Regions from separate parts of the Homo sapiens genome. Here region 2 is linked to region 1. Evidence: read pairs that join two places in POLR2A ChIA-PET (ENCODE). Cell type or tissue: GM12878. All regions are shown on one strand.

Evidence for each region. Peaks named below come from ENCODE experiments on the same cell type or tissue, not always from the same donor. Only the 100,000 strongest peaks of a DNase experiment are listed, where the experiment ranks them.
Region 2: POLR2A ChIA-PET joins it to region 1 with 10 read pairs; 3 of 35 experiments call an interaction of 5 or more read pairs at or near these places.

Annotation. Positions count from the first base shown.
Region 1 is chr4:47,529,562-47,533,561 of GRCh38, reverse strand. All of the region lies in intron 5 of ATP10D (ATPase phospholipid transporting 10D (putative)), which reads right to left. Among named protein-coding and RNA genes, the nearest start is that of ATP10D, 46 kb to the right of the region's middle. In GM12878, no CTCF peak of the experiment used is centred here; a DNase peak (open chromatin) is centred at 1,681; H3K27ac peaks cover 1,421 bases.
Region 2 is chr4:46,974,560-46,978,559 of GRCh38, reverse strand. GABRA4 (gamma-aminobutyric acid type A receptor subunit alpha4) reads left to right here. Exons shown (of 9, transcript NM_000809.4): 4 at 930-1,150; 5 at 1,417-1,499. Among named protein-coding and RNA genes, the nearest start is that of GABRA4, 17 kb to the left of the region's middle. In GM12878, no CTCF peak of the experiment used is centred here; DNase peaks (open chromatin) are centred at 2,059 and 2,331; H3K27ac peaks cover 814 bases.

The sequences.
Region 1 (4,000 bases):
CTGCTTGTTCCTTACATATATAAAAGTTGTTAATATAACCTTGCTATATGAAATTACAATTAAAATAAAATAAAAATTATTCAAATAAGGTTTCATACTACAAAGAAAGAGAAAGACAGATTTATCATTTCACTCCCATACATTGTAAAGCACTTTCTTCTAACAGATATATGTTTATATTCCTGCACATGCACAGGCCTGTGTACGAAGAGATGGTAAAAGCCAGATGCATCCTTGAGTTTAAGCTAATTCAGCTTTTTCGTTTTACAGATGAGGAAATGAAGTCTCAACATTCACATTTGCATATTAGCATTCCCAAGTAAGCACCAGCCAGTCCTCAGCAATGTGGCATTTTTTTTTTCTTATCCCTAGAGTCCTTATAGGAAAGAATTTAACACATGAAATCATCAATTCCAAAGTTCCTCAGAAAGTATTAAGATTTTTTCCCCTGAAATCCTTATTTTTCACCATTAAATCACTTTGAGGTACCACCATTAGACAAAGTTCAGCTTCTATATTAATTGCACTTACTGCAAATTCCAAAAATGTCCTGTATTTTACCTGTGTCTGATAATTGGCACTTACGGTATGGTACCTTCAGAGTTTTGTATGAGGCACTGGCTGTCACATACAGCTTCCATGAAACATCTATCTACTATGTGCCCAGCGCTCCAACCCAGATGCTAGAAATAGAAAAACAAACATGCAGTCTGGACTCCCGTGGTCTAAGAGGAGGTAATACAGGTAGAAACATGTAAGAGTAGTAAAAATATGATAGTATGATACGAATCTGATATTCAGCATACAGTGTAGTCACAAATAGGGAGGATGTCAGTTCTACCTTAGAGCATGAAGATCAAAGAAGGTGTCATATAGACAGGTAGCTTAAGCATCTCAATTTGTGCTTAATTTTTGAAAACAGGCCACAAAGCAGGAAAAGAATAAGGAGCCAGTTTAGTGTATTAAAATAATTCCACAGAAAATCACTGTATCTACCTAGGCTGATTCTCTTATTAAATGCTTCCCTGCCAATGGCTGAGGCCAGCTCTCAGGATGGACATGAATAGAGTAGACAAAAGCCCCTCCAATCACTAGTGAAGGCAGAATCTGAGGATTCCAGAAGGGAGGCCACTTTGGCAGTCAGGTCATGATAGTCAGAAAATAAAGCAGCAAATTTCAAAGCAAACGGATATCAGAGGAGCCATCACAAGTGGGAATCAAAGGGCAGGGAAACATGTTGCCCAGAAACCTAGGGAAAAGTGACAATTTGGATAGGCAGAAAGCTAATAGGGCCTTGGAACTAGGTAAGTGCTCTGAACAAGACTCAGTGCCCAGCACAGCAAATGATGCTCGAATGTGTCTATTAAGAAGAACCATATCCAAAGGGTGAAAAGAGAGGCTGACAAAAGTAGGCCATGGCTCCACTCCCAGAAATTTTGAACTACTTGTCAAGATGATACAGGAGCAAACAGTTCTGAGGTAGCAAGAGCCGGAGTCTCAGACACTAGACAAACTATCAGAATTGGGACACAGGATCAGAATTTCTGTGGCAACAGTGTTCTCATACAGTTTTTTAAAAATCTAACTACATGCACTGGGCCAGATTCTTTGCAGAGTGCTATATGCTCCAGACCACAGAGTGTAGACTAGAGTTCCTTCCTGTTCTCTCCACCGCATAAACCAAATACATCCTGCTAGGGGCAAGTCTGAGCTCATCAGGGAGTCAGCGTGCCCAGCTGTGGGAAGAGGACAGCTGAATAGGCTGCACCCTAAGACAGATCTGACCTCAGGTGAAAAAATGGCAGCCCCTGATTCTGACATTTACAAGAGGAAACTTTATTCACAGTCAGCAGCTAGAGGAAATGATCCTTGAAAAGGACTCATCCTAAGAGATGGCTTATGAGAATGTTTCTGATGAGAGAGGGGCAGCTGCCTAACTTCTTTTCATGAAGACCATCTAAAATTTCCATGGAAGGACTTTTCTAATACTAACCCCAATAACTTCAGGATAAATGTTTCTTTTTAACAAAATACACAAGGCCCTTCAGGCTCTGGCCTCTTCATGATCTGCCTTATTGCTCACCTACATTCCAGACATACTTAGCCACATAGAACAATACAAATACACTGTAGTCTTGGGCCTCTGTGCTCTTGCCTATGTTGCTCCCTCAGCCTGAAATGCCAGCCATTCTTTTCACTTTATTGTTTGCCTAGCATCTTCTCATTCTTGAAGATTTAATTCCAGCATTATCTCCTGATTAAGACTAAGCCTTTCCCTCTTTCCACTGCATGGTTCCCTCCCTGTCCCTACCCTATCAGATGTCTGTATCCAGTGCTACTTACAGATGCTATGGAATCCTGAACAGACCAATAACAAGAAATGAAATTGAATCATTAATAAAAGACCTACCAACAACAAAAAGCCCAGGGCCAGATGGATTTATAGTCAAATTTTCTCATCAGTGCAAAAAAAAATAGCTGATACCCATCTTACGGAAACTATTCCAACAAGTCAGAGGAGTCAGATTAGGGGCTCCCTAACTCATTCCATGAAGCCAGCATCACCATGATACCCAAATCTGGCAAGGACACAACAACAACAAAAAAGAAAGCTTCAGGCTAATATCCCTGATGAATACAGATGCAAAAATCTTCAATAAAATATTAGCAAACCAAAGCCAATAGCACATCAAAAAGATAATCCATCATGATCACATGGTTTTATTCCAGAGACAGAAGGATAGTTTAACATATACAAATCAATAAATGTGATTCACCACATAGACAGAATTAAAAACTAAAACTAGGCTGGGCGCAGTGGCTCATGCCTGTAATACCAGCACTTTGGGAGGCCAAGGCAGGCAGATCACCTGAGGCCAGGAGTTAGAGACCAGACTGGTCAACATGGCAAAACCTCATCTCTACTAAAAATACAAAAATTACCCAGGCATGGTGGCACGTGTCTATAATCCCAGCTACTCAGGAGGCTGAGGCACAACAGTTGCTTGAACCAGGAGGTGGAGGTTGCAGTGAACTGAGATCGCACCACTCTGCTCTAGCCTGGGAAATAGAGTGAGACTGTCTCGAAAAACAAACAAACAAACAAACAAACAAAAAGAACAACAACAGCAACAACAACAAAAACCCACATAATCATTTCAATAGATGTAGAAAAAACACTCGATAAAAACCAATATCCTTTCATGATAAAAATCCTCAACAAACTAGGTGTCAAAGGAACAAACCTCAAAATAACAAGAATCATGTATGACAAATTCACAGCCAATATCATAAAAAAAGGGGGAAAGTTGAAAGCATTCCCCCTAATAACCGTTGTTCCGGTTCGACAAGAGGCCTACTCTCACCACTTTTGTTCAACATAGTACTTGGAGTCCCAACCAGAGCAATCAGGCAAGAGGAAAAAAAATAAAAGGCATTCAAATTGGAAAATAGGAAGTCAAATTATCTTTGTTTACTGATGACATGTTCTTATACCTAGAAAACCCTAAAGAGTCCTCCAAAAGACTCCTATACTTGATAAGCAACTTTGGTAAAGTTTCAAAACACAAAATCAATGCACAAAATCAGTAGCATTTCTATATACCAATAACATTCTAACTGAGAACCAAATAAAGAACTCAATCTCATTTACAGTAGCCACACACACACAAAATAAAATACTTAGAAATACGTTTAACCAAGGAGGTGAAAGATCTCTACAAGGAGAAGTACAAAACACTGATTAAAGAAGCTGTAGATGACACAAATAAATGAAAAAAGATCCCATGCTCATGGATTGGAAGAATCAATATTGTTAAAAATGTCCACACTGCCCAAAGAAATCTACAGATTCAACGTAATTCCTATAAAATATCAACGTCATTTTTCACAGAATTAGAAAAAAGAATTCTAAAATCATAAGGAACCAAAAAAAAGTCACAATAGCCAAAACAATCCAGAACAACAACAAAAAAAGCTGGAGGTACCACATGACCTGACT
Region 2 (4,000 bases), 560 kb after region 1:
ATGCCCCACCGTGCCTGGCTAATTTTGTGTTTCTAGTAGAGATAGGGTGTCTCCATGTTGGTCAGGCTGGTCTCGAACTCCTGACCTCAGGTGATCCTCTCACCTTAGTCTCCCAAATTGCTGGGATTACAGGCATGAGCCACCGTGCCCGGCTGTTTTTTCTTTAGGAAACTATTGAGGAGGAGAAAATTAGAGGTGATAATTAGTTTCAGTATGAACTAGTCGTGTACACTATTTTATAGTTTTCATTATATTTAGTATTTCATGTTGATCTAATTGCTTGCTGCCCATCCCAGCCCTTCTGCCTCCTTCTCACTCATGTTTAAGAGCTTAGAATACGAAGCACTGGTCAGGAAGAATTCATCCATACAGTTGTGCTCTCTTATATTAAATATATTTAGTTTGCAAGACAAAAAACTTACTTTAGTTTATTCATTGATTTAAAGCTCCTAGTAATTTGAAACCCTTGAGTTATTTGACTCATTTTAATAAACTTTGTGAAAATAAAATATCTCTTACACATATTATTTTGTCTTTAAAATGCCTACAATTACACGATTAATTGTGCATGATATTTTTTACACTTTAACTGATTTTTGCTATCTAGTCTAAAGTAAAACACAATTGTAACTACCTGGTACTGGCAGTTTTCTTAAATTATAGCAAATTTATTATTAAATTATTAGTATGTGTGGTAATTTATTTATCTTATGAATGTAGAAGATGAAGGTATCAAGATGGATAAAAGTTATTCTAATTGCTGAGAATCTTTTTGCTCCATTGATTCAAGATCATTCCTGCTCCTATTAATTTTATTTGGAGTGGTATTTTTTTATGAGCATGAAGGAAGACAGAATTTAATGCATTATTTTCACATACTTATGTGTAGTCATTTGCAACTTAAATATGTTCCAAAATAATTGTCCTAGGAATACACAATGGATGTGTTCTTCAGGCAGACATGGATTGACAAAAGATTAAAATATGACGGCCCCATTGAAATTTTGAGATTGAACAATATGATGGTAACGAAAGTGTGGACCCCTGATACTTTCTTCAGGAATGGAAAGAAATCTGTCTCACATAATATGACAGCTCCAAATAAGCTTTTTAGAATTATGAGAAATGGTACTATTTTATACACAATGAGGTAATATTTTTTTTTACTTCTTCCCTTCCTTTTTTATTCTTTTCTTTCTTTCCTTTCCTTTCTTCCTTCCTTCCTTCCTTCCTCCCTCCCTTCCTCCCTCCCTTCCTCCCTCCCTTCCTCCCTCCCTTCCTCCTTCCCTTCCTTCCTTCCTTTTCTTCCCTCCCTTCTTCCTTCCTCCTTCCCTCCCTTCCTTCCTATTTTAGAATCTAAAGTCACAATTATTCTTTAAAAGGGTTGATTTTATTTAATTGCATTTTTCATCATAGACTCACCATAAGTGCGGAGTGTCCCATGAGATTGGTGGATTTTCCCATGGATGGTCATGCATGCCCTTTGAAATTCGGGAGTTGTAAGTTATAATAAAAATTTTGCTAGAATTTATGATTACCTCATGCAAGCTAATATTTACACATGTATTTTATTTTTCATAATCCAACATTTAAGTCATGGTCCATAACAAAAACTGTCCGGTTTTATTTCTGGAGATTTCATTAACTAATATTTTATAATAAAGAAATAAAAACAACCTCCTTTCCCCACAACAAACAAAAACCTATTTATACAGATAATCTAAGTAGTCTTAGTCACAATTGGCTGGTGATCAGTGGTGAAATTTAGGGACCTCTGAACTCTACATGTTGGTAGTGTTACACAGAAAGTACAAATTATATAGATAAATATATATATAATTGATATAATTATAACACATATCACTTCAGATAGATAGATAGATACATAGATAGATATATAGATATTCTATTGTAAGCAGTCCTTCATAGCTAACTTGGAAGAAGTCCATAAAAGGTTCAGAGCTTCCTGACACAGTATAGGTTAAAATGACAGAAGCAGCACTGTTAGCATAACAGTGACTGAAGCATGGCAAAAGCATGGTAGGGGTGTGGTCTGAGTTAATATAATGCCTTATACAGCACATTAAGGAGTTTGGATTCTATCTAAAAGCTATGGGAAGCCTTTGGAAGGTTTGACAAAACAGTGTAGCTTTCTTTGACATTTTACAGTTCCACTTCCGCTTTTTTTTTTTTTTTTTTTTTTTTGAGAATGGGTGGTAGAGAGGCTGGAGTGGAAGCAGCAGAGAAGAAATGGAGGCTGTTGTTTTAGTACAAGCAAAGATGGCAGTGGCTTAGACTAGGATGGTACTAGAGAGGAAAGTGTGAAATAGATATGTTTGGGAAATTTTGTAGAAATGAAGGCAACAGGATGAGATGAATGGATAGAAAACAATATGAGATTCCTTCCCTTAAGCTCCCTTCTCTGAGATGGCAGCAAAATGTGATTGCCTTTTCTAAGGTCTGCCTCACATTTTCAATTCAATCAGAATCTACTAAAAATAGATGCTGGCTTTTACTATTGCTTCAGATTCTTAGTCGCACTGATTGTGAAACTGTTGCCTGCTGTTATCATCGCTCATTGCTTAACTTAATGAGAATCGGCAGTCACTATTCTTTTTATAACCCCTAGTAATCACAATATTCAGTGGGCTAACTTGAAGCCAGAGAGTATTATGTTCTCTTACCAATAATTTAATGAGAGAAGATAAAGGCAGAAAAATACATAGACAGGGTGATCTCATTGGGGCCAGAATTAAAATCCATTTGTGCTGTAATCATTCAAATTTTACCCAAATTAGTTCTCATGTAGAGGAAGTCCTTTTCACTCCCCGCATCCCAACCTCTAGTTCTCAGAAAAAGCTCTCTTCAGAAGGACTTGAACATAGTTCGTGTTCAATCAGGGTTTGTATAAAATAAAGAAATTGCACATTGGAAGCTGATGTTTTTGGATTGGGAATTAAAAAGAGAGGCACACCATACTCAGCAGGTAAGGATTTTTAATTAATCTGGAAAGAGGAAGAAAACACAAAACACTATTTAAAACCCCCATGCTTACAATTCAGAGGAATTAGAAAAACCAGGAAAGAAAAAGGTTATTCTAGCAAGGTAGGGTAGCCAAAGGAAGGATACTTAATTTGCAATATCATAGACAAGAACATAGTATACAGAGGCTGTAACAGTTTACTGAAGTGTGAATATATTTCTGGAAATAAATGCTGACACATAATATAACTGAATGGTGCTAAAATGACAACACAAGCCTCATAGTTTGTTTCATAAGGTGCTCTTAGGTGTCAACTCCTTTTGAAGAATTAAATGATTCCATTGAGGACCTACTATGCTATAGCCATTTTAGGATGGTTTGGAGGGAGGTTGGCACACAATTCATTTTGGTTCTTTTGAACTTACTTGTGTGTGAGCCAAGCTGTCTGTTATGGGTAGACTGGTAAGCAAGCAGCTGTTCTCCATTTGCACAGAGTGCCAAATAATAGAAAATGGGCTTAAATTGCCACCGGGAGAGATTTGTTGAAGATGTAAGGGGAAATGTCCTGATTGTAAGAAATTAAAGGTAGTGGAATTGGTTGTGTAATTATATTCCCTGGACAGCTTTACAAACAACATAGCCAGTTGTCACTGTACAATGGTCCCCAAACACAGTGGATATTGCCCAGAGGCAGAGTTTGGAACAGGTGACCCCAGGGGAGCTCTCCTAACAGTAGGATTTGTTTGGTTTTGTTATTGTATTATTACAGGCAGCATTTCTAAATAGCAGAACTGTGTTAGGATGGTATTGGTCAAGCATTGGAAGTGAGTTAGAAGTACGGCTTTGGGAGTTCAATATATCTGCTTTTGAACTGTTTATCCTACTGGCATGGACACACATCCAAGTGTATTCATGCATATGTAGCATTTTAGATGCTTCAGTTTTAATATCTCCTCCTCCTTTATTTGGCATAAAAAATAAATACTGTTGAGTTGCAGGGGTATTTACTTAGTCTCT